3 separate regions of the Homo sapiens genome follow, and all the other regions are linked to region 1. The links are chromatin loops, found by intact Hi-C in ENCODE. Cell type or tissue: PC-3. All regions are shown on one strand. Links, peaks and the distances in the headings refer to the core of each region. The heading gives the core; the rest is flanking DNA. Region 1 has its middle 420 kb from the start of LNC-LBCS. Region 2 has its middle 260 kb from the start of LNC-LBCS. Region 3 overlaps LOC105374960 (a long non-coding RNA gene).

Region 1 (10,180 bases), core at 2,261-4,760:
GGTGCCTAAGGCAACTAAGGAGAGTGAGAGGAAATAGAATAGAGAATATTGGCAAAGATCATGAAAGGGTATGAAAGTGAAACTCCAACTGTAAGAGAAAAACCACTACCAATTAATAATAGTTGTGGTGGTAGTAGTAGACACCCTGGTATCAAGTATTGAAATGTGACATTCCCAGGGATTCTTATAGGAGACGAGAAACACCTAAAATTAAGTCACTTAGAAATCATTTCTGAAGGTGTCTAACCTCATTCATTTTATTTGAGCCCACCTGAGATTAGCTGAGCCCTATCCAGACAAGCAGAACCACCAAACCCACCCACAGGCTTGTGAGAAATATTAAGTGGATTTTTTAAGCCATTAAATTTTGATGTGCTTGTTAGGCATCAATTGCTAACATACACATAGAGTAGTATCATAAAAATTTTAATAGATTACATGTTCTGTTAATATTTGTTTTATTTTGCAAAATAGTTTAAAATTATTTTCACCTTTTACCTTTTCCAACCCTACCAAAGAAACCAAAATAAATAGCCTCATATGTATCTTCTTCTCACCTTTTTCCATATTCTTAGTTTCCCATATACACTGATGTACATTTATCGACTCTTTTCTAAGGGTTTTGTTTAAGAGATCATACTGTATATTTTTCTCTGTCTTCCTTTGCTCATCTAACAGTACACTGTGGGGATAATTCCAAGTCAATGAATCTAGATATAGCTCATTCTTTTTAAGAGCTCCATAACATTTCATTATATAAATATACCACAGTTTATTGAACCATTCTTCTAATCACAAGTATTCCGATATTTAACAGTTTCTTGTCATTACAAACAATGCTATAATAAACATTTTTCTTCTACTTTCCTAAAATTCTTAGTTCTAAGTTTACTCTAAACTTTTTTTTACTCTAAACTTCTAATATTCTTATATACCAGTGCTTTTATTTCTATAATGTGATGAAGACCCAGAGGAGATAGCTAGGTCAATAGGTATGTGTATTGTTTTAAACAGATATTTCCAGAATAGTTTTCTGTAACCAGGAAGAAATTCACATTTCTACCAGTGATATAGGTTATGCCCTTCCCTCCACAACTCACCCCTGCCACTGTCTCCTCCTCTCTAGGTCTTGCCATCAATCTTTAGTTTGGCATGACCATATATGGATGCTGATCCTGGCTCCCATGAGCACCAGCAAGAGAGACAAAGTTCTTTGCTTCCCACGCTCTTCTTTCTTGCTCTTTACATGAAGGTGGGGCTCTATGGCTACATCGATGGTTGTGTACAGCCTGGGCTGCTGTCCCCTCCCTTGTGTGATATCCACACATTCCAGTTTCCCTGTTCTCTAGCACACGCAGCAGTCCTCTCCCTGAAGATGAGAAATGTCCCTGACTTCCACTCTTCTGGCAGCTGCTTGAGCTCTCAATGTCTTAACAGAGACTTAAGAAATTCTTCATTTTTTCTTTTTATTTTCTCTGGCTTTCTTTTTATTTTCCAGAGCCTTCTCAGGTTAAAGCTGCAGAACAAATCTGCGGGGCAAAGGGCAGGAGTTGAGGATGGTATAAGCACGATCCCTAAGCACCATGTACTTAAAATACTCCTTCATTTCACTCTCTGCACATTGGCCATGCTCTTGGAAAAAGCTTCCTAGATTATTCTTTTCCTTGAGGCTCCATGGGCTTAGACCACCACTGGCCTTCCAGGATGTCTGCGTTTGTAGTGTGTACAATCTGGGATCTACTTTATAGCCACCAAAGATCTTTACTGCATATGGGTATCAAAGGGAATTAGCTTTTCTTCATTATCTGTTCTTATCTTACAAGAATTTGCAATATTGACTAATTAATGGTCCTCACACTCACATTATTTGATCCTCACAAATCAACACACAGTCAATAGCAAAGAACATAAAAGAAATCCATAGAAAACTAAAGGAAAAAAGATAATCTTGTAATGACTTGAAAATCTTTGCTTCTCTTTTCAAATGTAAGTTCTTTCCTCTGAGAAACAAGATGGAAAGAATGAAGAAGATGGAATTTCTGAGCAACATCTATAGGGATATGCATGTGAGCACAGGCTACAACATGTTCTCTGGCCTCTATGACATTGGAAGTGGCAAGAGAAAATGTATATAACCACGGCCAAAAGAAGCCTTCTTCCTTTCACTCTATCTTTGACCCTGAATTATTTATTATCCTTAGAAGCACAATAGAGATCAATGTGATTGACATTATAAGAACCAAAGATTTTACTTCCATGGAAACTTACTTTTCAAAAAGTCACTGTGGATGGGTTAACCCAGCTGGCAACATAGATATGATTTTCCTTCTCTCTACATTGTCTTTTTTGACTAGGCAGGCAGTTGAATGGCTCTATAAGCCAGAGACCAGTGAGATATAAAACAAGGTGATGACTCACCTTGAACAGGATGGAATTGACATGCTATCACCTTGTAGAGATGTAAGTGCCAGAAACACAGTTGGAATTTTGATGGGTAATAATTATTAAATCTGAATAATTAAGCATATCTATTCTTAGGGATTATTAGACCTAATAATTATTACCCAGAAAAAATATGTGTGGCTTTGAAATCGACATTTTATCACCAATGATGAGCCTGTCAATTCCATCCCATTAGCCAGTTTTTGTTGCCATCTAATGTTAATGTAAGGAAGTCACTGGAAATCACAGTTTATAACAGTACACACTTACATGTACTGTTTAGTGAAGTATAAACTATCAAAAGACTTTACTATTTATGCACAGAACACCTAACATTCTGATTCATTAAAAACAATTATAGTGTGACCAGATAGCATTTCACACTTCTCACTCTAGCAACTTCACTAAAAGAAAGGAAAAAGACAAGTGAAGGATCAACATTTATTGGCTACATACAGATGCTGACTATTTTACATTCCCCATTCCATATAATAATCACAACTACTTTATCATTAGTCTTTGGTTATAAGGAAACTGAAGCTTTGAGAAATAAAGTCCCTTGCCGGGTCCACAGAACTGGTCAAGGATAAAGGTGGGATTTGAACCCAGATCAGCCTATTTCTCATGCTTCACAACATAAGATATATGTTCCATGAAGCATAATTCAAGAAAAGGAAAAAAAAAAGCAAACCATTTGACTAATAATTTCAAGCTGTATATGGAGTGGAATTCAAAAGTCACATGGATTTGTAGAATAAACTGATGTTTATTGTACAAATAAAGGCCACAGATTTGAACCAGGCCTGTCTGATTTTAAAGCTATGTACTCTCCACAACCCTGCTGTATCTCCACCAACACATATTCTTTATCCCCATTGCTGAGAGAAACAAATGTTGCCAAATGCTTTCCAGAAAAGCAACTTGAATTTTCTTTGAGATTACTATGGGTTTGTTAAACTTGATTGACCCTAATATTACAGTTGGAAATAAAAGGTTGTTTTTAAAAGCAAAAATTAGGGGTAAAAGGGTTAAAAACTTTTTTTTAATTGGCACAAGGCAACTTTCAAAGGAAAGTTGAGAACACCAAGCTGGGGCAGAAACAGACAAGTCACTGGGCAGAGGCAGAAGCCCAGGGATTAGCAGTAGCTGGCATGGTGATGCTGGCAGCAGCTGCAGCAACATTCATTTTACTCAATTCATCTTATTTCAGCTATCAAACCAGGTGGTCACAGGAACAATGAGGGTACGAACTTGTTTTCAGGATGTTGCCAAATGTTTTCCTCAAGAAAACATGATTCAGATATGTTATATCATTGGAGTATTTACAAGGTCAAGGAACACCCATAGCGCTTGGTGACACATCAGAAAGGAAGTATTAAATCTGGGTTAAAGAGCTGGACTGACTGTGTGAGCCCCATAAAGTGTGTTCTGTTCTGTTAGGCATCATGAATTTTGTTAGAAATCAGCCCAGGATAAAGAACATGTTAATTTGACCTCCAAAAGCCTTCAGGCACTATATGCATTTGTAAGTAGTAAAAGTAAACCACAGAGATTTTGTTTCGGGACCAGATAGAAACATGAGGCAGAAAAGGAAAAGTTCTGTATTTCAATGTCTTTATTTTCAGTATGGGCCGAGGAGTGCAGATCACTGCTTTTAAAATCACCAGTCATGAAATCAATTCAGTGGCACTGACAAATATTATTTTAAAATGAACTACGATAGAAAATAGCAGAGTATATTGCCTATAGTAAAAGTAAGAATTGTTTCATTAAAATTTCCTTCAGTTATGTACATACAGGCACACATAAGTTTGTGTGCACTGGGACACAATATATAGAATTTCTTAATGTGTGTCACAAATAAATTTGAAAGCCACTGGTCTAGATGACATCTAAAGTGGCTTCTGGCTCTAAAACCACATGATTCTGCTTTCATGCAAGTTGGTGGCATCTGGCGCAACTTATTGCAGCCTCCAAGTTTCCTGTAGGTTGCTTAGAGATGGCTACAAATGGTCTCAGAGGGGCTGACGTGTCAGAGCTGCAATCTGCCAAATCCAGGGCAGCTCCACTTTCATCTCCGGTACATAGTGTGTTAAGCAGCAAGGTGTGCATGCATTAAGGGCAATACAGCCTCTGGAAACAAAAAATAGCTTGAAACCCATGGTCCAAGGATATGCTAAGAAATCTAGAGCCTGTGATCCCCCCACAGACAGGGAAGAGATGCTAAAATGTCCCCATATGGGCCAAACACATTATGTATTTTCTGCTTTTTTTTTTTTTTTTTTTTTTTTTTTTTTTTGGTGTGAGACAGAGTTTCGCTCTTGTTGCCTAGGCTGGAGTGCAATGGTGTGATCTTGGCTCACTGCAACCTCCACCTCCCAGGTTCAAGTGATTCTCCTGCCTCAGCCTCCCAAGTAGCTGGGATTACAGGCATGTCCCACCACGCCTGGCTAATTTTGTATTTTTAGTAGAGACGGGGTTTCTCCATGTTGGTCAGGCTGGTCTCGAGCTCCCAACCTCAGGTGATCTGCCTGCCTAGGCCTCCCAAAGTGCTGGGATTACAGGCATAAGCCACCTATCTATATTAGTTTATTTCATTTTCACAACGCTTTTAGGCTATTAGGTCTCTCTTCCCTCTTTGGCTATTATGTCTCTCTTCCCTCTTTTAATAGTTGAATAAAAAGAAGTTTAGAAAAATAAATAAGTGACATGCTCAAGGCCACAGATTTGAATCTAGCTAGGGCTGAACCAGGCCCTGTCTGATTTTAAAGCCATGTACTCTCCACCACCCTGCTGTATCTCCACCAACATATATTTTTTATGTCCATTGCTGAGAGAAACAAATGATGCCAAATGCTTTCCAGAAAAGCAACTTGACTTTTCTTTGGGATTACTAAGTGTTTGTTAAACTTGATTGAACCTAATATTGCAGTTGGAAATAAACGGTTGTTTTTTAAAAGCAAAAATTAGGAGTGAAGGAAGAAAAGGTAAGTATGTAGAGGGAATTAGAGACCGATAAGGTTCCCAATATCGACAGTTCTTTTTAGAATGACTCTCTGAAAAACAAAGGAGAAAAAGGGAGAATGCTGAATTCAGCTTTCACAAAGTCATGAACAGCTGGAGTGTTTCTGCATGATTTATCCCAATGTAACAAGTTTGGAATTTTTAAGTTTTGGGAAGGAGACATGAAATGAAGTTCATGTTAGTTTTGGGTTATCTTTGTAACAGTTACCCTTTGATGCCTAGGAATCTTCAATTTGGAAATCTAGATAATATGTTCCTTGCACAGCGAAGATTTGAGAATCATCCCCTGGACTTGGAACATTAACCTTCCTACCTCAGGACTACTTTACCCATTGAAACCAGCCTCTTTTGTGTGGAGGCATTTCTTGGCTTTCTTGCTAGAGTTTAGGACTCTCCACCGGCGTTGTGTTAGCATTTCGATGAGGACAACAGTTCACGGGAGACCTTTCTTCAAACACTGAGTTTCTGGTTCATTCAAATTTCTGTTTTGGGCTCCCAGAAAAATACCATCGAGAAAGGACAGATGTGCCAGTGAACTAGGAACATCCTGAGTGGGTCAGGATATGCTCCAGAGGTACAATGACCTTCCCTTATTTGTGGTGACAAGAGCTTCTACTTCGAGATTGGCAGGGGCCCCAGAAACCTGTCAGTTTACATTGCTAGGCAAACGATGAATGGTACTGTTACAGTCAGTGCCACATTTTAAAGACCTTGTTTGGACAGTAAATTGGCTTGAAATAAAACATGAAGAATCTGGCTGTGATTTCAATGCCCAGGTGAGATGGTTTCAAAGCCTGGGGGAAAGGGCAAAGAGGGTGTGAATCTTCAATCAAGAAACTAAATAGCAGCTGTTCCCATAGGCAAGCAGTACAAATGATTCTGCTACTGAGATAGGCTTACAACAGATCCAAACTAATCTTGGTGAAACTGTGCTCTAAATTATTAGTGTTAACAAGCATTTACTAAGACAGTTGCATTATTTTCTCTCCTCAGAATTTCAGAGCCTAGCAAACCCCTCCTGCCCCCCTGCCCCTCTGTTTGTCATTCCATTACAGTATCTGTTTTGTTTTTTGTTTTTTTCATTTCTACAAAGGAAAAAGGGCACTCCCAAGGATGGGCATAAAGATGGAATCATTAGGAAACAATAACAAACTGTTCATTCTCATTCAGGGCGTCAGCTATAGATTCCACCCAATTATTATTCCTCCCAACTATTTAGTACACATCAGGAGGCTACTTTGATCCCCAGGAGTTGCATAGGCAGACCAAATACTTGAATCTACTCTCTTAATATGCAGGAGGTGAGAATGAACTTTAGAAGTCCAGCTCATGGTCTCATCATGACCATAAGTCTATCTTTTCTTTTTGACAGTGACCTTTTAATTCAAAGAGTGCCCATTTTCCTAAAGGTTTCACACTATTGCCGAATTCAGTGTTGAAGAATGCTTCCTCCAGTTTCCAACTTCTACTTGATTTAAATATTGCCCAAGTTGGTCACTCTCAGGAGCTGATAAAGTGCTAGGTACAGGCTGTGACAAATATTTGATTTTAAAAAAAGTACGTGCCAGTTATCTGCCCACAGAATATCAGAGAGGTATTGAGGAATTATTCTTATATATCTTTATCCTGCCACTTTAACTTAAAAAAAATTTTTGACGGACACTTCATAGTGAGGAAATAGCAGCTGCAGGCACAGGAAACCAGAAGTATGAAGATTTTGCTAGGGCACAGTAAAGCTTTCAGTGGTCTAGTTGAGGATGAGTAGGGGCAGTCAGGGGCCCAGAACTGAGGATTACAGAGGTAGGATAGATGTTATGTGGGAAATGTACCCACTCTCTTTTGTCCGACATTCCTTAGACTTATGCCAGTATTCCTTACTCTTAACCTGTTGCTGTTTTGTCCTTTTCCTCTTCTACCCACAAGCAAACAAACAAATTAAAAAGATAACTTAATTCCAGGCTGTTGATGAGAAATGTGGAGTACTTGTCAGAAAGCATCACAGTATAATGCAAAGAAGAGGAGGCTGTGTTCAGACACTTGAGCTGTCATGGATTGAAAGGATCAATATTATGAAAATGACCATACTGCCCAAAGCAATCTACATATTCAATGCAATTCTTACCGAAATACCAATGTCATTTTTCACAGAATTAGAAAAACAAATCCTACAATTCAAATGGAACCAAATAGAGCCCAAATAGCCAAAGCAATCTTAAGCAAAAAGAGCGAAACCAGAGGCATCGCATTACCTGACTTCAAACTATACTACAAGGCTACAGTAATCAAAACAGCATGGTACTGATATAAAAGTAGATGTATAGACTAGTGGAACAGAATTTGAAAACCCAGAAATAAATCCAAATACCTACAAGCAACTGATCTTCACCAAAGCAGAAAAAAATATACACTGTGGAAAGGACTCCCTACTCAACAAATGGTGCTGGGAAAATAGGATAGGCACATGCAGAAGAATGACACTGGGTCCCTATTTCTTACCATATACAAAAATCAACTCAAGGTAGATTAAAGACTTAAGTGTAAGACCTGAAGTCATAAATATTCTGGAAGGAAAACTAAGAAAAATTCTTCTGGACATTGGTTTACGCAAAGAATTTATGACTAAGACCTCAAAAGCAAATGCAACCAAACAAAAATAAATTAATGAGACTTAATTAAACTAAAAAGTTTCTGCACAGCAAAAGAAATAATCAACAGAGTAAATAGCCTACAGAATGGGAGAAAAATATTTGCCAACTATACATCCAACAAAGGACTAATATCCAGAATCTACAAGAAACTGAAACAAATTAACCAAAAAAGTAATTATCCCATTAAAAAATAGGCAAATGACATGAACAGACATTTATCAAAAAAAGATACACAAATGGCCAACAAACATGAAAAAATACTCAACATCACTAATCATCAGGGAAATTCAAACTAAAGCCACAATGAGACACCATCTCACACCAGTGAAAATAATCAGAATGGCCATTATTAAAATGTCAAAAACTGGCTGGGCACAATGGCTCACTCCTGTAATCCCAGCATTTTGGGAGGCCAAGGCAGGCAGATCATCTGAGGGTAGGAGTTTGAGACCAGCCTAGCCAACAAGGCAAAACCCCATCTCTACTAAAAATACAAAAATTGGCCGGACATAGTGGCATGCACCTGTAATCCCAGTTACTTGGGAGACTAAGACAGGAGAATCACTTGAACCCAGAAGGCGGAGGTTGCAGTGAGCTGAGATCATGCAATTTCACTCCAGCCTGGACAATAAGAGCAAAACTCTGTCTCAAAAAAAACAAAAAAAGTCAAAAACTAATAGATGTTGGTGCAGATGCAGTGAAAAGAGAATGCTTATACACTGTTGGTGCAAATGTAAATTTGTACAACCTCTGTGGAAAACAGAATGGAGATTTCTCAAGGAACTAAAAGTAGATCTACCATTTTATCCAGTAGCACTACTGAGCCACTACTAGGTAGCCACCCAAAAGAAAAGAAGTCACTGTACCAAAAATATACCTGCACTCTGTTTTTATTGCAGCACAATTCACAATCACAAAGATATAGAATCAACCTAAGTGCCCATCAACTGATGAGTGGATAAAGACAATTTCACACCACAAGATACTACTCAGCCATAAAAAAAGAAGAAAATAATGTCTTTTGGAGCATCTTGGAAGGAACTTGAGGCCATTATCCTAATAAGTAACCAAATACCACATGTTCTCACTTACAGGTGGAAGCTAAGCTATGGTTACATAGGAACATATAGACCGGTATAATGAACATTGGAGACTCAAAAGAGAGAGTGGGAGGGTGGTGAGTAATGAAAAATTACCTATTGGGTACAATATACACTATTTAGGTAAGAAGTACACTAAAAACCCAGACTTCATCATGTAACCAAAACCCACTTGTACCCCTAAATCTATTGAAATTTTTTTAAAAAATGAAGATACCTGAGCTGACATCCTGGTTGTGTGACTGGTAACAGTGTGATAGATGAACTCCCAAATAACTAGAGAAAATGATTTTTCATTCAAAATGCCCTTTCTTCCCGCCAGTTTGGCACTATACCTATATGTAAGGTTGCCCCTGTCGAGAGCTATAAAGACAGTGAAATGGTGTGAGTGACCAAAAACCAAAAATGTTATTTTTATCTCTTAGTTTCAAGGTAAGTATAAGTACAATATAAACATGGACTGCTTCTCTCGTGGGTTTCTCCTATTGAATCTCTTTCATTCATTCTGTGGGGTTTGCTTCATCTCTTTTGATTTAATTTTGTGCCTATGGAGCTCTCCTCTACTTTTCCCAAACTCTTTAAGCATGTCTTCCTATCTGTGGTTTTTGAATCAAGAATGATCTGATGGCTGTATTCACAAACACTATGGCTTTTCTGAAAGGTGTCAGTACAAGACTTCAACCCAGTCCCTTTTTCCTTGAATTTTTTCCAGAGGTATGATGTTTCTGGGAGCTAAGACTCAGAGGAAGAAACAGATACAAGACTACGTCTATATGACATAAAGCCAGTGACTAATAAATTGTTCATTAAATATATATTCTGGTCAGTGAAGATGTCTATCAGAAAAGTTGTTTGGCAAATTATATGAAAATAAAAACATCATGTGTGTGAATCTTTCATTTCTCTTATTAGTTGTCATAGTATAGAATCAAAATTAGGAATATAGAGGTTAGAAATACATGAAAG
Region 2 (11,059 bases), core at 4,840-7,339, 170 kb after region 1:
CTGATAGCAGACTGGCCTTTATTAGTCAAATCAGCCAAGCATTTTTTCAGGCTTAGTATTCAGGTGAAACCTTTATATCCTTTACAGTCCTCAGTCTTCAGGAAAGGTAGAACAGACCAATGGCCTTTTAAAAACACACCTCACCTAGCTCAGCCACCAACTTAAAAAGGACTGGACAATACTTTTACCACTTTCCCTTCTCAGAATGCAGGCCTGTCCTTGGAATGCTACAAGGTACAGCCCATTTGAGCTCCTGTATAGATGCTCCTTTTTATTAGGCCCCAGTCTCATTCCAGACACCAGACCAACTTAGACTGTGCCCCAAAAATTTGTCATCCCTACTATCTTCTGTCTAGTCATACTCCTATTCACCATTCTCAACTACTCATACATGCTCTGCTCTTGTTTACACTGCCGGTTTATACTGTTTCTCCAAGCCATCACAGCTGATATCTCCTGGTGCTATCCCCAAACCGCCACTCTTAACTCTTGAAGTAAATAAATAATCTTTGCTGGCAAGGCTATGTTGAACCTCCTTAGGCACTCTCTAATTAGATGTCCTAGGTCCTCCCAATTCTTAGCCCTTTAATACCTGTTTTTCTCCTTCTCTTATTCCGTTTAGTTTTTCAATTCATACAAAACCATATCCAGGCCATCACCAATAATTCTAAATGACAAATATTTCTTCTAACAACCCCACAATATCACCCCTTACCACAAAATCTTCCTTCAGCTTAATCTCTCCCACTCTAGGTTCCCACGCTGCCCCTAATCCTGCTCGAAGCAGCCCTGAGAAACATCGCCCATTATCTCCCCATACCATCCCCAAAAATTTTCACTGTCCCAACACTTTACCACTATTTCATTTTGTTTTTCTTATTACTACAAGAAGACAGGAATGTCAGGACTCTGAGCCCAAGCTAAGCCATCATACCCCCTGTGACCTGCACGTACACATCCAGATGGCCAGTTCCTGCCTTAACTGATGACATTCCACCACAAAATAAGTGAAAATGGCCTGTTCCTGCCTTAAAGGATGGCATTATCTTGTGAAATTCCTTCTCCTGGCTCATCCTGGCTCAAAAGCTCCCCGACTGAGCACCTTGTGACCACCACTCCTGCCCGCCAGAGAACAACACCCCTTTTTCCTTTACCTACCCAAATCCTATAAAACGGCCCCACCCCTATCTCCCTTCGCTGACTCCCTTTTCGGACTCAGCCCACCTGCACCCAGGCAAAATAAACATCTTTATTGCTCACACAAAGCCTGTTTGGTGGTCTCTTCACACGGACACGAGTGAAAACCCTGCTGGTTCAAAAAGGCACAGTATAAAGGAAGCCGAACAGTAAAGTCAGTCAGGAGCCCACTGGCTTCCAAAGACTTTTTATGAGTAGGCAATCCTCAATTTAAAGATACAAATACTGGTTGCTTTTGTTCTAATCAGTTCCATTTCTTGTGTTCAGGAGTCATTTTTGAATCACCTTATTCCCTTAAATCTTTCATTGTTAAACTTCGCCCCTAAGAGTGCTTGTTCTCCAGTTACTTTACACATTCTAATTTCAGATTAAATCCTCACGGGCTCTGAGCTGCCAGAGGTAAAGTAAGATATTCCTCAGAGCTCCTTTAAAAGATCTGAGCACAATGATGTGAGATTGCAGGTGACTCTGAGGTTCTTCCACCTTTTCTTGCTTCCAGTCTTCTCACAGAGACTTAGATATTTTCTTGTAGTCGAGAAAACTGCTGTGCTGCTACTGTTGATTTTTCAAATGTGTTACTTTTTAAAAATTTTCAATGTAGGAATGGAATACCAAGCAAGCTGTTTTTTAGGAAAACTAAATCTCTCCCTTTAGGGGTCTTTTATAATTTACTTTGTTTCCCAACACTGGGATTTTACAAACCTGTTTCTGGCTTACAATCTCACTTGGAGAAAGAAAATCTCCAGCTTTTGTTGATAAGGTTGATTGTGTTTTGAGTTTTCTTGTTTTAACAAGAAACATTTACATGTTTTATTTTATATATATAAAAGAAATCATTAGCAGTGCCCAAAGTTAATAGCCTAAGAATGTATAGCATAATATACTGCAGTGTCACTGATAGAGTGAAAAAGATTTAACATAGGACTCAGGGGGAGAAAGTATAAACAGTAAGAAACTATTACTACTCCAACTAGTTCTGAAAGAGCTCAATGTGAAACCAACCAGAAAATGATCATCCCACAACCATAAATATAAAGCAGTAAAAAAGACAAAAGCTCTCTGGCATTGTGAAAAATCCATAAATAAAAAGCACCCCCAAAGCATTTGCTAGCAAAAGTATTTAGTGCAGCAGTAAAAAAGAGTATTTGTTTTCTTTATATTAAGTGATTTTTTATGGAATCTGTACAATTAAACACTACATAAGAACACCAGAACTGGAGTTTGCGTTTGTACCTCATTGAGTATAGAATCAGGAAGATGCAGAATCTGAAGAGGCGACATGCCTTACATTGTATAGTCAAGGTTACTTGTAATGTTTTGTTAAGTAGAAAGTGTCCCATACTGAAAAAAAAATCATTTTTTGAATGTACAGATATACACACTGCCACACAATATGAAAACAAGGCTCTCTTTTATAGCTTTATATTTAAATAAAGAGTTGCATTCTGAGGTTGACAGCTCCACTCCAAAAGGCAATCCTATCAGGCCCATCTTCCTATCAGATATATTTTAGTTAAGGAAGATATTATCTTATTTCATTTTATTGATATTCATTAGGCCACATAAGAAAGGGAGATTTTTCTTAAAGATGAAGTTGTCAGCTGAAAGGAAGCCACAATAGACCTCAGCACCAAGCCCTAAGCACTTAGAATAAGTAGCAGCAAATTAAAGAAAAGATGTGATGAATTATACACAATATCATCATCATTTAGTAAGTTAAAGACTTCCACATCTTAATAAAACATCAGGGACCTTGATGTCAATAATGAACCTAATAATGCTAATCATAACAGTAGTGTTACCTTATACGTGTTTTGTCCCTTGATGAGTCCAAGTGACTACAGTGGATGGGTCAGCAGTTTCACCCCTCACATTCACTCTACAGTGTACAGAGGTAATTATGGCCCCCAAATGGATAGAACTGCTGGCGCTGAAGGCACAGTGACAGAAGCTGGCATAACCTCCACCCCAATATCATTCACAAAGGACTTGCTTGTGCAATGTCGAGTGGAACCACGTGCCCTTCCAATGGCTAGACTCTCCTGAGGAAATGTGAAAGGGAGGTATTATCACTGCTAGTTTGGACCATATGCAGTTTCCAACAACTGCCTTAAAAATGACCCACATGGCTCATGCCTGTAATCCCACCACTTTGGGAGGCCGAGGAGGGTGGATCACCTGAGGTCGGGAGTTCGAGACCAGCCTGACCAACAAGGAGAAATCCCATCTCTACTAAAAGTACAAAATTTGCCAGGTATGGTGGCGCATGCCTGTAATCCCAGCTACTCGGGAGGCTGAGGCTGGAGAATCACTGAACCCTGGAGGCGGAGGTTGTGGTGAGCCGAGATTGCACGATTGCACTTCAGCCTGGGCAACAACTGTGAAACTCCGTCTCAAAAAAAAAAAGACCCACATGGATAGCAATTTCATGTGGGTGCAAACTAATAACTGACAAACTTAATACAGAACTTGAGCCATTGAGAACAGTTTGCCTATTGCAAAAGGGGGGTTCTTAACTGGTCCAACCCTACTTGTTTTTTACAAATCTTTTCTCTCTGAGAATGAGAGCAATTTGGGGAATATACACCTGGTTATACCAAAGATTAAATCAAACCATGTCACTTTAGAATTTACAAAGAACTTTTAAGACATTAGGCTCTGTAACCTCACAACAATCCTTTGAGATCATTATTGCTATCGCCTTTTTGGAGACAGGAAACTGAGGCAAAGAGAAGTTCAGTGACTTGCCAAAGATCACAAAGGTACTTAATGTTCAAGCCAGGATTCAAGTACAAATCTTTGTTTCAAAATGCAGTGTTCTTTCCACTTTATTCCAGTGCCGATATCAGCCACTGTGAATGCCTTTTAAACATCTACAATATGAAAGGCACCATAATCTGTAATGATCGTACATGGAGGGAGGTGGATCAGGGAAAGTGCAGATTTAAAGCTGATTCCCAGGTTCCAAATCTATGCATCAGGGAGGATTTCCCCTGTATCAGCAAAAATAGGGCATTCTTGAGGTAAAATAGGGTTTAGAGGGAAAGGCCATAAGTATAAGTTTAAGCTCAGTGTTTGAAATTTTATAGTGTATCTTGGAGGTGGCCAATAGTGAGAGAGCTCAGGAAGGAAGTTGAGAATTGGGATGAGATTACCACAGGAAGCTGGATGAGATCAATCAGGGAAAAGAAAGGAAGGGGAGGAAGGCTGTGAATAAAATATCAGGGGAACATAGAGGGTGGGGAGGAACACATATATTCAGAAAGACAGAAAAAGCGAAGTCTCATTTCAGAGAGTGGAAAAATTAGTCTTAAGATGGGAAAGGACACTACATCCCCAAAGATAAAAAGGAAAGACAATGGAATGTAGTAACCGCATAAAGAAATTGTGACCCTGAAGGAAGAAGAATTGAGGAAGTGCATGTTGGATAATCCCAACTTTCTCATTAACGACAAATGAAAGAGATGGGTTTTATGTTCTCAAGAGTAACATTTTGGGATGGCTACTGCAGAGGAAATTAGAAGGAACTAGAGATAAATAAAACCAAATCTGCTCAGTAGGGAGGACCTAAGTGTTTTGAGCGAATTTGAGTATGTAGTGGAGAAATGATCATAGTTACCGGGAAATTATCCCAAGGGTAGAGAAATAGAAGAATTTAATCAGGTTTAGGAAATAAACAGGAAACCTACACTATAAGGTAAAAAGAACGAGAGGAATTTTAACCTGACTTGACAAGTTAGCTAAGATGGCTAAACATAAAGTCTAAGCTATATAGGCAAGAGAGAATGGACATTTTAAAAAAGATATCAATAAATCAGGTTCAGTAGGTATGGGAGGTAGAGTATGGAAATATAATCTGTGTGTTGATTTGGTAGGCTGGACATGTAATCTCAAATTCTCCACAGTTTTTACCCCTCCCACTTTCATTTTCAGCTATTTACTTTATCTGCCTGTCCCTTGAGAACATGTGAGTTTGTAGCTATTTGTCAAAACTTTCTCCATTCTTTACTCCTCATTATCTCCTAAATACCCTTTGTATTAGCTTCCAATAGTAGCTGTAAAAAATTAGCACAAACTGGGCAACATAAAACAATAGAAGTTTCTTCTCTCACAGTTCTGGAAGTCAGAAGTCAGAAATCAGGGTGTTGATAGGGCCATGCTCCTTTTGGAGGTTTAAGGGGAAAATTGTTCCTTGCCTCTTGTCAACTTCCATTGGTTGTCACAAGGCTGTATCTTTGGGGCCACCATTCAATCCACTTCATACTTCAACCTATCCTCTAGCCACATCCACTCCAAAACACACACACACACACACACACACACACACAATGCCACTTAACCAATTTTCACTAATAGCACTGATGTCTTCCTAATTTTTCGTTATAAAGCTTTGGTTTTCATGAGGTTTTCTACAGTATTGGACATCATTAACAATTGCAGATGTCCGCAAACATCACCTTGCTACTTTCTCTGCTGTCCATTCTTCATGCCATTCCTATTGGGCTCATTTGTTAATACCATCTACTCCCCCATCCTCTTAAATGGTGATGTACACCAGAGGGCTCCCTCTTCTCTCCTCATTTTTTGCTCTCTGAATAAAGCTACACTCACAGTTTCAACTACATCTCTGTGTTCATTATGCCCAATCTATATCCAACCCTGACTTCTTGCCTGATTTTTACACTAGCACCACCCAATGGAACTCGCTGTTATGATGGACAGATTCTATGTCTTCACCGTCCAACACAGTAGCCACTAGCCACATGTAGCTATTGAACGCTTGAAATGTGATCAGTCCTTAAATTTAAATAGCCACATGTTGTATTGACTACCTTATTGGATAGTGCAAATCTAGTCTCCTCTACCCTATATGTCAGTCCTAGTGAATTTGTTGCCAGCCACACTATATGTCTTTCCACATACTCTTATCTTTGCTTGGGTAAGTCACCATTTATCCTTCAGGACTCAGCTCATCTGTGAAGCCTTTTTAACAACTCCAGGTTGAATTACTTGACCCTACTTTTGTCTTTCCACAACTCATTTTCAATAACGTATTTATATATAAATATATAATTTCAATTTTATATGTTTGTATCCATTTCCCTCACTATACCATGAACTCCTTGAAGAACAAGCCTCTGTCTTAATTTGTTCTGCACTCTTTACAAGCCAACACAGGACCTGGCACTTGCTCACTGAATCAATGAAAGAAATGAGTGACTACATTTTGCTTAGAAGTCACCCTGCATTGTCTTAGAGATAAAGCTTATCAAGTTGCAAATTCTAAAATACAAGGGGCTTCTACCCCCTTATATAATCTCCTCATGAGAATGGCCAAGTCAGGACAGTTCAGGAAGCTTTTAAATCTGTGCATTAGATGATAGAGAATCCTGTTTTTTGTTTGTTTTTGTTTGATCTTAGTTTTAGTTTTTAATGTGTTGCACTTTTAGGAGACTTAAAAACTAGAAGTTAACATGGCTAACTGGGCACATGAGCCATTTGGCTGTCACCCTTCATGCTTAAATGCAAATCATTGTAGGAATCGCTCTTCTCTGGAATCTGAAATACAGTCATTCGGAGAATTCCAAATAGTGGGGCATGATTTTTCAAAAATATGCTTTTAAGAAAACAGAGTTGACATTTCTTTGCTACAGGAGGAAAGGAGAGAAAAAGAGAAATTCTGCTCTAATTTTGGCCACAGGATGTGCACAGGGGTGTGTGCATCTCTTTATGGGGTGAAGGAGAGCATTAGTAAAGGGTTAGGCAGGCATGCAGACTGTAGAGAAGGCAGACTGTAGAGAAGGCAACTCATGGAGGCTTTTTCTGTTTCTGTGCATTCTGCCCAGCCTTCATTGCCTATGGCTGCTCTTTTTATGAAAATTGGCGCATATTTAACTGCTATAGCTGTTGGCATCTAGGCTTAGTTTTACCCACAGAGGAGGCATTCATTCACGTTTTAGCTATCATTTCCATTAAAGCTTGCAAGTACAAATGGTACCCAATCTAAATGGGTAAGGCATGACCAAATAAATATATCCCCTGAATACCCTAAACATGGGGTATCTAGAAACACAGTGGTGGTACTTATTGAAAGTGACATTAACTACAAACTTAAAATTTTCCTTCCTAAGTATATAGAAAAGCCAAATAATCTTGGGCAGAAGGTAGGGTGTAGGAATTCCATTAAGATATTACATGGAAAAAAAAAGCTTTAGTCCCATTTTGTCTATTTCAAGCTCCATTTTATTCATATTGTAACTTAGAGAATCATTCAGTGAAATAGAGTGGGAGGAAGAATATGGTCTACATTTCCTTGGAACTTTAGATACATTTTTCTTTCCTGTTTTATCTGTGCATGCAGGCGACATCTCCTTAATGAGAGTCTTCAAACTTCTTTGCCTTTTAGAAGTATCTCTGCTGTGCCCTGGGACACCAGTCACTGATTTTAGCTTTTAAATATGCTCATGATATAAAGTAATTTTTTCCTTAGTGCTATTCATTGTTTTACCTGTCTCAATGGGAATTATGAGTTTGATTAATGGGCAGAAAGATTTGGCCCTTGTTAGAGTCCTTATCTCTATTCCTCCCTGCTGCATGCTGCTTCCGACAGTCTCTGAATGCTCAAGAATAATATCTGCAAGTGAAGATTAAAATAAGAGTAAAAATAAAAGTTTATCCATGGATTGTTTATCCATGGTCCTGGCATTAGTGGTGACTGTTTATATTAAAAGAATTCATAAATACATGCATACATTCAGTCATACATTCATGTATTCATTCAACAAACAACAGGCATTGTGCTTGGCACTGAGAAGAGTCTGGAGTGATTTTAGGTTCTACCAAATTAAAACAAGACAGTGGCCATTGAGCTTCACATTATATGATAATGAAAATGGATATGGGAAGGGAAGTAAGCATGGAAGGTCCTATTTGTTCTGTTTTAATTTGGTCGCTAGCTACGTATACTTAATCAAGTAGATAATCAGGAAACACCTGTGTTCAGTGAATTAATAAAAATGTATGACACATACTTCTGATGAAACAAATGACCAATCTTGGAATCCACAGGTGCTACAAAAATAACCACAAATAACCAGGCAACTAGTCCCATCATCACTGGGAGTGCATGCTTTGAGTCAAACATGGATATTTATCACTCGAGTAGCTCTTAAAGGTGAAGTAATGCTTGTGGGTTTACTCATGAGCTCAAGGAATAAGGATTACTTAAAAACACTAAGTATTTAGGTGTGGGAAGTAAAATTAAAACACAAGATTTCAGTGAGAACTTCGACTTGATTTATCTAATGAAGAGAAATGTGCTATTTGGGCAGGTCTACACCTTCATGTGCATGTATGAAACCAGACAAGTTTGAGAATTTCTTTTGTCTTCGGAGTAATCAAGTAAAATAATATTCTATCACTAGAATGGCACTAATACTAACTCTTTGGAAAACAGTGTATTTTTTCTCCACTTGGGCAAAATATGAGTAAGTTAACTAAAATAAGCTGGAAAATATTCCTGACTCGTTCAAATGCAATCTGTGAGCTCCAAAAATAAATAAAGATTGCTCCTAAGAAGTCTAGAACATGATAGGATGCAAAGCAGTGGTAACAGATTAAGTACTCTGATGCTTCCAAACATCTGAATCAGCCTGTTCTGCCTGGTTAACATGAAAATAAGATGTGAGCAAAGATCTTAAATTGTAACTTTTCTCACAGGTCCTCAGATTGGAAATTTTAAAAATACAGTCGATGAAATTTAAGTACTGATCCTTGGCATGTGTGGGAGAGGGTCATTTACAAATGAAACATTTACAAATTAATATTTCATACTTGCTGATGGACGTCAGATGCACTTAATAGCACTGCTATTAAAGGAATAAAGATTATGCTTAATTATAAAATAAATATGTTCTGCTTAATCATACACATGCATAGGTACATACACATACAAAAGACTCATGCACATGCTGTCTCTCTCTCTCTCCTCCCAGCCCCTCACCAACGTCTTATCTAATCCTTAATAAAGAGGAATTCAAGCCCAAATGACAGTAGGTATAAAATTGATTACAAAGCAAAATTTTCAGGTGATGCAGGCTGGGAAGATGTAAATGTTTCGCAGGAATTATGATGTCACTTATGTTTCTGCCCAAAGGAGGGCCCCATTTCAGCTCAATCCCAATCAGGAAGTTATTCTTCACATCAAAGGAACATATTTTATACATGGCTGGGTAGAACACAGAGCATTTAGATGCTAGAGAGCTAGAGCAGAAGGGCCTTATATACTGAGATGAGCAAATTTCTGTGATGATAATTTCTTCCTGGAAAAGGATTTTATCACATGGCCCTGGAAGAGGAAAATACCATCTTCAAAATATTCTTAACAACAGACTTTGAGTAGATGCAAAAGCTGAGACTTGCAATTTTGTGGAAATAGTAATAAACTGACCCCAGCTGGAGAGTGAGAGCTCATGTGAACCTATACCAGCCTAGACAGCTGCAGTCAGCTGAACCTCAGCCTACCTCATATCTGTAAGAATAAATGCTTATGTTTTTTTACTTACTGAGATTTTTATGATTATTTGTTATGCAGCAGTAGCTAACTGATACAGAGAGAATAACTATCTTCAAGTATATGAAGACATTTTCTTTCTTTTCTGGAGATGAGAAAATGCTAGAAAAGATTCAGGTTAAAAATAAGAAAGATTAGTATTGTTAGTACCTTTACATGAGAGTTTCAATTGTGGGAAAGATAAATGCTGAAGCCTTAGCGTCTAGAAAGAACAAATGAAATGATCTTTCTTCCTTCATATGTATTGATTTCAGACATGAAGTCACAGATAAGTTTATAAAAATAGAAATGTCATTTGAAACTCTGCCAGTTTCTAAAAATAGATAAGAAATGTGTCCTTTACAATGAGCTACTCTACCACAATACAGAGGGTCAATCTAGTACTTTTGTTAAGACATATGGTTTATCCTGGTCCTCATTAACTTGAATCTAGTTTCTCAGAACAAATATTGTCTTAAGAAATGACAGAGAGGCTGGGCATGGTGGCTCACGCCTGTTATCCCAGCACTTTGGGAGGCCGAGGTGGGCAGATCATTTGAGGTCAGGAGTTTGAGACCAGCCTGGCCAACATAGCAAAAGCCCATCTCTACTAAAGATACAAAAATTAGCTGGGCTTGGCGGCGCACGTCTGTAATCCCAGCTACTGGGGATCGCGCCACTGCACTCCAGCTTGGACGACGGGGAGTGAAACTCCGTCTCAAAAAAGAAAAAAAGAAATTACAGAGAAACATCACAAAACTAAAATAATAAACTTTTCGTTAAACTAAACTTTTAGTTAAATTGAAAGATTTTACTTTTTCAAATTGTTTATTGATGACAACCAAGAATCTCTGGCAAATAAATTTGCTTATATTTGCAAATATAGAGCATATTTGTTAAGGCTTTTTCTAGAGTCAGATATAATAAATTCAGATCTCAGTTCTGACATGGATTAGTCATGGGGCCTTTGTAGGAAGTTGGTTTCTGAGTTCTGGTTGTCTATGAAGTAAGAAATTACGCATAATAAGTAGTTAACAAAGAGAAGCCACTCCACTATCATAATCAATGCCATCATCTTCATCATCATCATCACGATAATCAGAAGTTTAGGGGAAGAGGAGATAGAATCAAAGCTGTGCCTTAGAAGATGAATTTAGTAGGACTATGCAGAATGAATGGGACCAAATGAGCAAACTAGAAACACTAATAGTTTTATTTAGAATATTCCTATCTTTGTCATCACCCTCTTGAGATATCCCACACACCCACACACCCACACACATCAGAGGTGGAGTGGAAATCCTAACAGTA
Region 3 (11,059 bases), core at 3,838-6,337, 75 kb after region 1:
AGGAGGTAGGAAGTGGCTTCATGGCAACACTGCAGCTGTGCTTTTCATGATCATTAATGGATCTGATGGAATAAGACAGTGGAAAATGGTGAGTATTGGGCAGTAGCTGAGAGTTCTGTGTTAATGGGGGAAATGTGAGGGTATGAGAGGTGCTTGTTCTTATGATCAAATTGGTGTGAACTGAGTAAAGACAGCTGATTATTTAATATTTAGAATCCAAGGAAGATTCTCCCTGAATTGTAAATTGGCAGCCTCACTGGGCACACTGGCTGATGCCTATAATCCTAGCATTTTGGGAGGCCCAGGTAGGCAGGTGGCTTAAGCTCAAGAATTTGAAACCAGCCTGGGGAACATGGTGAAACCTCATCTCTACAAAAAATACCAAAAAATACCCAGGCATGGTGGTGCATGTCTGTAGTCCCAGCTACCCAGGAGGCTGAGGTGGGAGGATCATCTGAGCCCAGGAGGTTGAGGCTGCAGTGAGCCATGATTACACCACTGCACTCCAGCCTGGGTTACAGAGTAACACCCTGTCTCAAAAAAATAAAATTAAATTAATGAATAAATAAGTAAACTGGCAACCTACTTAGCCAAAATATACAATCTTTCTATTCTTTATTATTATTACAACTTTGTGTAACATGTTGCCTGTAGACATTTAATAATCTTGCTCATTAATTGAGACCTAGATGAACAAATAGTATCAAGTTCCCATGGTTCCTTATTTGGGCTTTCCCCTGCTGTGTGCAAAGGTTCTATATGGTTTTACTAGATCCATCAGTCAGAGCTCAGCCAGGAAGATTGAAACAACTTGAGGAATTTCTAATGCAGGTAACAATGTAGAAAATTGGTTACTTAATATTGGAGGATCTAAAAGAGCAAAAAGGAGAGGGTTTGATCAGTAACTGCAAGATGATACTTCTATCCTGTCAGTGACAAGACTGAAAGGGAAAATACTATTCAAGAGCCCATAATCTCTGCCATTAAAGCTGCTGGATAATCTCCGGCTGCTGTCAGAGCCACCATTGCCACTACTTGGCAAGACCATAGAAGTAACCTGCTTCTTCTGCTACTCTGCCTATACACTGCCTGAAGCCAAGAGAGGAAAAAATGCCCACAATCCTTAAAAAAAAAACAACAAAAAAAACTTTATTTTAAGATCAGGGGTATATGTGCAGAATGTGCAGGTTTGTTACACAGGTAAACCTGTATCATGAGGGTCTGTTGTACAGATGATTTCATCACCCAGTTATTAAGCCTAATACCCATTCGTTATTTTTCCTGACCTTCTCCCTCCTCCCACCCACCACCCTGAGAGGCCCCAGTGTGTGTTGTTCCCCTCTATGTGTCCATGTGTTCTCATCATTTAGCTCTCACTTATAAGTGAGAACTTGCGGTTCCTGTGTTGGCTTGCTGAGGATAATGGCCTCCAGCTCCTTCCATGTCCCTGCAAAAGACATGATCTCGTTCTTTTTTATAAAATGCTCTCAAGCTTATTCCCACCGTCCAATTTCCTGGTAGGACCTCCCGCTAGGAGAGTATAAGAAAGCTGCTTGGTAAGGAGGGAATCTTGTTAAAAATAAAGTTCGCAGACTTTCAGCTTGCTTATAAGAGAGAAACACAGATGCATGAGCCTGGAGCTGATAGCCAACAGACAAGCAATCAGCCCTTTGGGTTACCCAACTCAAAGTTAAGCAGGAAGCCAACAATATTGCAATAGTCCTGTTAGATTAAATTCCATTGCCAAATAGAATTTGTTTCATAAAAATTATAAGTGATTGCTACATAGTGTAACAGGTAACCACCAATTTTCTCCTCTTGTTTTGGGATCCATAGATATAGCTGTGAAAGGCTTGCTTCTATTTACAAAAATTTTAGTTGAAAAACATTTATAAAAACAAGAAAATATACATAGTATATTACAACCAATAATATACAGTCAGTATACATAACATATGTTTTATTAGATTAAGAAAAAGTGCAAGAAAGGAAATCTAATGTTTGTCACAGGGCCAAATACAATATCTGAGGATAAAATTTGATGAAAATAGCATTATGAAAATTCACTCCTATTAGATGATGGCTTTTTCATGTCAGCTTGATAACTTCCAGGAAATAAATGAAGGCATTTTAAAAATCAAAGTGATATAATCATATAAGTGGTGCCTTATAAAAATTCTTAATGGTACAGTATACCAGCTCCAAACTATGACAACATTAACCACATCAGGAGAAAGTAATGAATTATAATAAGTCTGGAGACAAGCAAAGAAATAATTAACATCTCTGAATCAATTTTACGGAGCTATTATCTTAATTTTGTGGTATTTTGAATAGAATACAAAATATTGAGTAATAAAAGCAAGATATTAATTAAACAGGGGTGATTTCTGAGACTTGTTAGTACACATGCTACCTTTTTTTGTTTCGTTGGAGACTGGAGTGTTACACTTCATTTTCGGACAAAGTAATCATCTACTTTTCCAAAGCAAGTTAGCAGTCAGGTAGAATCTAAATGACAAATACCATCTCTCCTCACAGGTGATATCTACAGACCACACATTTTACGAAAGAAGGATCAAGTCCAAATTATTACAATTTATTTATTCACACTGATAGACTATGCCACACACTAATAGGTGGTTCAAAGCAAAAGCTATATAATTGGTTTTGGATTTCCCAATCTCCTTTATTTCTAATCAGTATCTACTGTTCCTAGGCCAAGGATCCTGTCCTGTGAGGAAGCTAGTAGTATCACTCCTCCAAGCCCCAGAGATGACTCTGGTTTGGTGGAGACAGTGGATAAAATGTCTGAGCAGACAAGAGAGGCAGCCTCTAGACACACTCCCCCTGCAGGAGTTTAAGGGCCTGAGGCTGGGGAACAGCTACCAGCACCAGCAGCAATGCCCTGGAGTCAATCTTATGAAGCTTAGGAACTTTGAGCAATCACTATCATTCAGGTGATCCCTTGCAACAAACAACCATGATGTGCAGAGAGGGAAGGCACTGTAACTAGAAGAGAATATTGGATACGCTTGCCTTATTATGTAGTCTATTAGTAATCCCAGGACAGCCTCTAGCCAAAAAAAAAAAAAAAAAAAAAAAAAAAAAAAAAATGTCTTAAAGCTTAGTATACTTGATTTGGTATTTCACCTTTCCTGTGCCTGCCTCCCCAGTCAATCTAAGTGTTTATCCTGATTTCCTCTTAGAGAAGACATGTGCTTACTCTTTGCAATATTTGCTATGTTTATGAAATACAGGGTGCAAATTATATATTTCATAAAGGAGAGATACGTTTGTATTAACAGCATGATCTTATGCTTATAATCTCTCTTTAATCTGGATGTGAGTGATTATATGAAAGTGAGTGCATAATTTAAGTTGGTAATTTTTTTCTGTCTTATCGGTACACAAAGTGATGGCATATTTTACAATCTTTGGTGTTATAGATTAGATAAAATATGTAATTCACTTAGTAAATGTGAAATATTGCACAAATTTCAGACCCCTACTGCATAAAATGTGGAGGTCAACACTTAACTAAAATGATTTTTTAAAGTTTCTTCCGCTTTCAAAACCTGTCGAACTATTTACTAGATCTTCAGCAAAAAAAGGTACTTGGTAAAGAAATTGAGATACCAATGACAAATAATCTATCAAGCAAACTTAAGTTATTGTTCAAAATTAGTAGGCAGGAAATAGTTTAGTTGAGGACAAGACCAGGCTGCCAAAGACAGAGAGAGAGTGACCGAGAGAGAGAGAGAGAGAGAGAGAGAGAGAGAGAGAGAGAAAGCTTAAAAGCCCAGAATAAAACTGCATATACAATATTTAACATGTTTTAATATTTCTTGAAATGCACACACTGTATTACCTGAGCTGCTGAAGTGAGTAGTAGCCAACACAACCCTTCTCCATATCTCATATTTTAAAGAACTGAGAAGTTACATTCATAATTTATAAATCAAATTAGAAATTTTCTGATTGGAAAAAAGAAGAAATTTGGTGCCCCCCAAAAATGCCTGAGAATGTATCCCTGTGGATGTTGACCTGGGGAAAGCCATTTAGTCATTTCATCTATTGAAGATAAAATTATTTTGATCCTCTAAGCTATCTCAAAATTTGAATGTCTTCTGTGTTATGATAAAATGCCCTTTCCCTTTAGCCTTCTGCAACAGAGTGCACTCAGAAAGCCTGCTAGATGCATTACAGAGACACATCAGGCATTCTGCAAGCTGAAGATTCTCCACTTTGATCTCCCAGCAAGCTGACTGTGGCACAGTGTCCCCACAGAGTTGAATGCACTGCACAGGAGGGTCTTTTAACTAAAGTGCACACAGGGAAAATTTCATGAGGTTCTTATGAAGTGGTTTGTTTTAGCTCTGAATGGAGGAAAAGAAGTAGAGAGGAAAAGGGAAAATGGTCTTATGACATAAAGATCCAGTTGGACCTGGTGTGATTTTTATCATCTTAAAGCCTGTTTGAGAAGACTAACCTCAAAGTATGAGACTGTCTCAATACAGCACATAAAAAATGGAAGGCAAAAAGTAGCTGGTCTGTAAACAACCCACAAAGCAAATTGCCAGTTGATATTTTCTGAACTAGAATTCTTTGAGTTACAATGGGAACAGCTTCTCGGTATATACAGAGCATGAGTCTTCTCTTTGGTTCCAACGGAGCTTTGTTATGACTTGTAATGAGCTGAACATTGTAATGCATGTTCTAAAAAAAAAAAATTGACTGTGACTGTGTGTGCAAAAATACAATGCACATGCACCAGGATGTTAACAAAACAGCACCTGCACAAACTAAGATTGCAACTCTATTCTCAGCTTATCTTTGCTTTTCACTCACTGGGATCATTTCTCTTTCAATGGGAAGGAAAGCCGCACATGCAAGCAGAATTCCTACATTAAACTGGAGCTACCACTTTTATATGAATCAGAGCTCAGTAAACACAACAAAAATCTGAAAAATTTTAAGTCCAAATATTGTCTGTCACATAAATACAATAAGCTTCCACAATGTTAATAGCAATAGATGATAAGTAACACAGGCTTTTAAACCTGAGGTTGGAATTTAAGAGAGGTACTACACAATTATAGGCTATTTAAAATTGTTTTAAGTTGACTATACACATAAGAAGTATTTGTTCAAACTTTAAAGCTGTCCTTAAAAATAACATCATTAATAGAGTTATAGAAATTAATGTACAGATGAGTGAAAATACATAAATAGCAAAAAATGATCATGTTTATTTGTCCTTTAAAAATGCCAATAGTTAACACAGTTCTCTAAATCTAATCCATCATCTGTTCATGGTACACAAGTGACAGATTTGCTGATTGAGAACAGATAACCCAGGTAAACAATAAAAACCACCACAACAAATAGTGAATGCTCATATTCCTAGAAGTACTATGCCTTGTGCTAAATACTTTAAATTTTTATTTAGTCCTTCAGCGCTCTGTTGGGGAGGTACTTGTTGTGCTTTGAATTTAGCAGATGACCAACCTCAGGGTTCAGGTTTATGAACCTTGCCCCTGTCGCATAGCTAGTAAGCAGCAGAGCTGGGCAGTGTGGCATCCCACTCCTCCCCTAGATCTAGTCATCACATATTTCTCAGTCGCTATACCTATAATAGGAAAAGGGCAAAACGACGTTGAGGATGCCGTTATTTGGGCAAATGTACATTTTTTAATTGTGGGAAGTGAGAGTGCTTTCTATAGTAAGGCCAGTTGGAAGTGAAGAGTGAGTATCCCTAATCTGAATCATTACAGTATTACAAAATGAAGACTTGAAACAACCAAAGAACTTCATATTGCAAAGAGTATTAGAGGGCATCATATCCTACCCAACATAGTGGTTCTGTCCAGTGCATTCCTGACAGATGGCTGCACTTGAACACTTCCAGTGATGGGGCATTCACCACCCACTAGGCAGCTTATTCCAATTTTGAATGACTTGAATTTTTAGAAAGGGCATCACTACATGGAGCCAAAAATCAGAGCTACTATCACTTCAAGTAATTACTACATGCTGTATCACTTGATCATTGAAGAAACTATTGTCTCACTGTAAAATATGGGAGGTAAAGTATATACAAGGGGCAGCATATTTAATTGCATAAGTGGCATGTCCAGGTTTGGATTTCTTCCTCAGTTGTGTCGATGCCAGTGAAATCCAACAGCAAGCCTGGATTATACTGCATAACCCCAAATAAAATTTACCAGCAAACCAAGGGCATCCCACATCACATAATTATTGTACTTCGTTGTATCAGCTTAATGTCTATTGTGTTGGTAAAGACATATCAAATATCTGATTGAAGCCAGATTCAGAACTGGGCATGGTAGCAGCAAACATGCAGTAGGTCTGTGAACAGGTAATTGCCACTATAAACCCTCTAAGTGAGGCACGAAGGAGGACATGAGCTATAATTTATACATGTAGTGTGTAATGGAGGACACACAGACAGCTGATGGGTGACTGTGGCTCCTCACACTGCCAGCTTGCCTTAGAGGGCAGGGCTGCTGATGGAGCAAGGCATGGTGCCCATTGCACGTGCCCATTCCGTACATCCAACCAAAGAGACTAAAATTCAGGGAAAATATTTGCTCTCAAAGCAAACAGAATCAGCATACACTTTAATCTGTTCTATAGATACGCAGTGCCGCCTCTTAACCAAATGCCTTACTCTTGAGCAGTTCACTGCACTCTGTAACCAAACGTCAGACAGGACAGGAGAATGTAACTCCTTCATTTCTAGAGAGAAGTGCAAAGTTTGCTCATATTGCCCAATATTTTACATCCCTTGTGTCTAAAATTAAAATCCCAGCAGTGACCCAGGCTTGACTGTATTCTAAATAGAAGCTACATCAAAAGAGCTTAGGAGTCTGGCTTCCTAAGCCAGGGTCATGAATTGATACTTCACTGCTGACTTCTTCTGCCCCAATCTCTAAGAGAAGCTCTAGCTGGCCTCCAGAATTGGCAAAATTCTGTGATGTCTCTCTAAATCGAAAATCTATTGTTAAAAACAAACTTCTTTTAAGAGGTTGACTAATTTTTGTGAGTATCCATAGTTTTTATCAGCATCCATAGACATCCAATGTCTTCTGACATTAATTTTATTGAGTTTTTAACTCAAAAGTTATGTTAAATGCATGTTCTTGTCTTTTTGCATTTCAATCTATTTTTTAAAATATTTGAAAGTATTTGAATTTCAAAATAAGCTGTCACCTATTACAGGTTATCCCAGAAGTCTTAGTGGAGTTTTGAGCTTTCATAACTTAGGCAGAAACAAATGCTACAAACTTCCGAAGACCATTTGTCATATTTCTGGTTACCTTTCCTCTAGGCTCATGCAGTTTTGTGAATTTTTCAAAATCTGTTTTTAACTTTTTCCAGTTTCTCTTACTGAAAATGGTACACACTGACTAGAAAAATAAAATAAAAAAATCAGTTAAGATTCCCAAAATTGCATACATATTAAAAATATAAATAATTACTATTTTAAGAGACACTTGAACAAGACAGTACATTCATACTTCTGAAATAATTAAAGCTCAAAAGTGAATTAAGGGTTTTTGAAGACTCTGTATAATGTTCCAGTTCTGGAGCCCTGCAGAGACAGCGTATGTCAGGTGGGAATATAGCAACCCAAAAGCCATCTCTGTATTTACGCTTCTTTACTCACTGCCTGAAAATGAAGAAGCATAACATAGAAAGAGGACCCCCATCTTTAAGACGTCATTTCCACTTTGTGAATGCATAAATTAATGGTGGAGAAGTTTCAAAAAGAGCATCTTCCCCAGGTCAAACCCTGGGCTCTGCCCCACGGCACATGATTCAGATTTAGAGAGCAACATTTCACCCACCATATCGCTATCGAATCTAATCATAATGAAGACAGAAGAGATTTTCTTACTTGAGCACATAAAGTCAAAGCTTACAAAGAGTCTGCTTGGAGAGATTTGGGCATATATGCAGACTTGATTCATTCCTTCTACTCTCAAGACTAGAAAAATCTAAGAAAGTTGAGGGTTGCGCTCAAGTTTGTATTCCCCTTCTTTAGGCCCCTTTTCTGCCTCCTGCCTTCCCAGCTCCTCAAAGAGACACTGAATGTCACCACCACAGAAAAATCAAACCAGACTGTGAGAAGGCCAAAGAACTCTTTACCACTCAGTTTATATGAAATAGTCAAGCAGAAAACAATCTTTCAGCCTAGTCGCATTGACTCATTTCATGAATGAGAAAAAGGGAAGAACATTTTTATCATACTGTGTTTTATCAATCTTGGGATAAAAGTCTGAGCCGGAACTTAAGCATTCCCCTCTCAAAAGGGTACGGTGTCAAAGACACCACAGAGATAGCTTATGTTAACCACATAGACTGTCATCTAGCTGCAGGTAGGGACCATTCTATTCATTGTCCAATCACTACCACAGAGCTGGTACATGGACTACGATCAGCAGATGTTTGTTTCACAAAATGTAGCTCTCGGGACAATATAAATTTTTTTTTTGAGACGGAGTCTCGCTTTTTCGCCCAGGCCGGACTGCAGTGGCGCTAACTGGGCTCACTGCACTCTCCACCTCCCGGGTTCACGCCATTCTCCTGCCTCAGCCTCCCGAGTAGCCGGGACCACAGGCGCCCGCCACCGCGCCCGGCTAATTTTTTGTATTTTTAGTAGAGACGGGGTTTCACCGTGTTAGCCAGGACGGTCTCGATCTCCTGACCTCGTGATCCACCCGCCTCGGCCTCCCAAAGTGCTGGGATTACAGGAGTGTGCCACCGCGCCCGGCCAATATAAATTTTTATGTTATAAAAAGCTATTAGAGTATGTTAATCTTTTGCTTCCACATATTCTGGGTTGGATAAAAAAACAAGAATGTTTTTAGAGTAAAGGGATAATACTGTATTCTAATTTTGATGGAAAGAACAAATTCCAGGAAAGAATTGCAATCATTCTGGTTTAAATTTTTAAAGGAGGAGGAGGAAGGGGCACACAGGAAGACAAAGTGCGCTGAAAGAAGAAAGAAGCCTAGAAAATAGCACAGAATACTGAGAGACACAGAAGAGAACACGAAGAGATTGCAATGGGACTGGGACTTGGAACCACTTTCTGTACATGTTGTTTTAAGTATTAATTTTTGTGTAAATGGCATATAAGATCCTCATCCACCATCTACATAAAAGATTGTGGTGCCAAACAGGACTGCCCCGTGTGGGCTTTGTTTCCAAGTCAGCTTTCTCACAAGCATCTCTCCATTTTCTGACAAATGAACGGAACAAGTTCATTGGAACAAGGAGGGTGTATTGTCTCTATTTGCCGTTGGCTGGTTTGCTTCCTTGGGGGACTTAATGAAGGAGCAGCATTTGGACAGGAGGGAAAGAGCTTTGGAGTTGTCAAAAAGCACTAGTTAAAAAGCTTCAAACTGGGTCTTGCCAGTGTGTAACTGCTGTGGAAGAAAACATTTGAAAACAAAACATGCATTTTTAATAAATGGAGACATAAAAGTTATTTTTATTTGATCTGAGCCTGACATTATTCTGTGCTTCTAAATTCCTTTGGATACACTAGAAGTTTCAATTCCCATGTCATCTTCAGAGTGCTTTGAGGAATGTGAATATTGTGCAATTATCTTTTGGATGAATGGAAAGAAAAGGTAATCTTTCCTTGAATGATAACCTTTACTCAGCCTTAAATATACAAGAAATGCTTCATTTCTCACTTTCTTTATCTGACACACTGAAACAACACCAATAATTGTTTAGGCCTCTTGCAGAGATTCTCTGCTCCCTATTTTGTATCAGAAGTTTTTATAAATGTTTCTCACGTGAAGTTTAAATTGATCAGCATTTAACTAGGTAAATTGGAGACTTCTTTGTTTGCAATTCTTTCTCAGTCTTTTGCCCATAAATCAAGGAACTGAATGGACTTAAAGACCTCCCATCATTTTGTAGATGATGAAACTGAGACCCAGAATGTCTGATATTTGTGCAAGACCACCTTGCTAGTTCTGCAGACCCAAAACACACCCATTCTTCAAGACTTCCACTGTTTCTTCTGCTTAATAATAAAACATACACCATAAAAAGCAGTTGCTGTTTTTTGAGGCACAGTGCTAATGCTTTAAATATATTAAGATATTTTTCTTCATTATCTCCTCACAAGATAATTATTATTCTCTTCACTTAGATAAGAAAGCTGGTAAGAATCCAAAAAGGTAGCATAACTCACCCAATGTTACAAAGCTGGACAGTGGCAAAACCTGAACTAGAACACAGCTCAGACTGACCCCAAAACCAGAATAGCTAAGCTAACATATCCCTGAAATTCAAAATAGAATGAAAACCTGAATATGAAAATAGAAACAGAGGCACACGTCTCCTTGGGTACCGTAACAACAACAACAACAAAAGTGAAAATCAGGCTGTTTCTTGAACTAATGGGAAGAAATCCAATCTAGATATTAGAGTCCTTGCCAGTTCCATAAATCACCTAACTGAGGAATATTGGGAAAATTCAGCCTCACTGAGCCTTGGAGTCATGCTCTCTAAGGCCAGTGTTAATGCTACCTGCTCCACCTCCTTCACCAGACCACCGAGAGGTTCAAATGAGAAAGATAAATATGAAGACGTTTCCAAATAATTATCAGATAATTATAATTTTAAATTCTAAGACCCACTGGAAAGGGTCTCAAAATTATGCACTTCTTATTAATTGCAGAAATAAATAGATAGATGAATTAATACAAAAATTAAAAAATGAACATTTCTCCACCATGTTGCTTCGGGGAAAAATTACCTAAAAGATTTGCTTCTCTGATTTGAGAATCCTCTTGCTATTTATATGACGCCAAGAAATACTGAAAGCAAATGAGGGTGTACTTGGTTGATTAGTGTGCTCCCCGAATCATAGCTACCCAGAACCCCAGAATGTGACTTTATTAGGAAATAGTATCTTTATAGATGTAATTACTTAGAGATCTCGAGATGAAATCATTATTGGATTTAGGGGGATGATTTCCCTAAAACCAGTGACTGGTGTCCTTATAAG

The links. Hi-C counts contacts between places; a loop is a spot of excess contacts. Peaks named below come from ENCODE experiments on the same cell type or tissue, not always from the same donor. Only the 100,000 strongest peaks of a DNase experiment are listed, where the experiment ranks them.
Region 2: a loop joins it to region 1, with 1.9 times the contacts of the local background. A loop is called at or near these places in 1 of 110 quality-filtered maps.
Region 3: it touches region 1 in a loop (6-fold over the local background); 1 of 110 quality-filtered maps calls a loop at or near these places.

The regions. Positions count from the first base shown.
Region 1 is chr6:19,376,761-19,386,940 of GRCh38, forward strand. No RefSeq gene overlaps it. Among named protein-coding and RNA genes, the nearest start is that of LNC-LBCS, 420 kb to the right of the region's middle. In PC-3, for the core only: no CTCF peak of the experiment used is centred there; a DNase peak (open chromatin) is centred at 3,751; H3K27ac peaks cover 1,613 bases.
Region 2 is chr6:19,543,513-19,554,571 of GRCh38, forward strand. No RefSeq gene overlaps it. Among named protein-coding and RNA genes, the nearest start is that of LNC-LBCS, 260 kb to the right of the region's middle. In PC-3, for the core only: a CTCF peak has its summit at 5,818; no DNase peak of the experiment used is centred there.
Region 3 is chr6:19,449,829-19,460,887 of GRCh38, forward strand. It overlaps LOC105374960 (a long non-coding RNA gene), which reads left to right. Exons shown (of 2, transcript NR_134615.1): 1 at 1-88; 2 at 8,986-9,520. Among named protein-coding and RNA genes, the nearest start is that of LNC-LBCS, 350 kb to the right of the region's middle. In PC-3, for the core only: no CTCF peak of the experiment used is centred there; DNase peaks (open chromatin) are centred at 4,953 and 5,383; H3K4me3 peaks cover 1,051 bases; H3K27ac peaks cover 1,239 bases.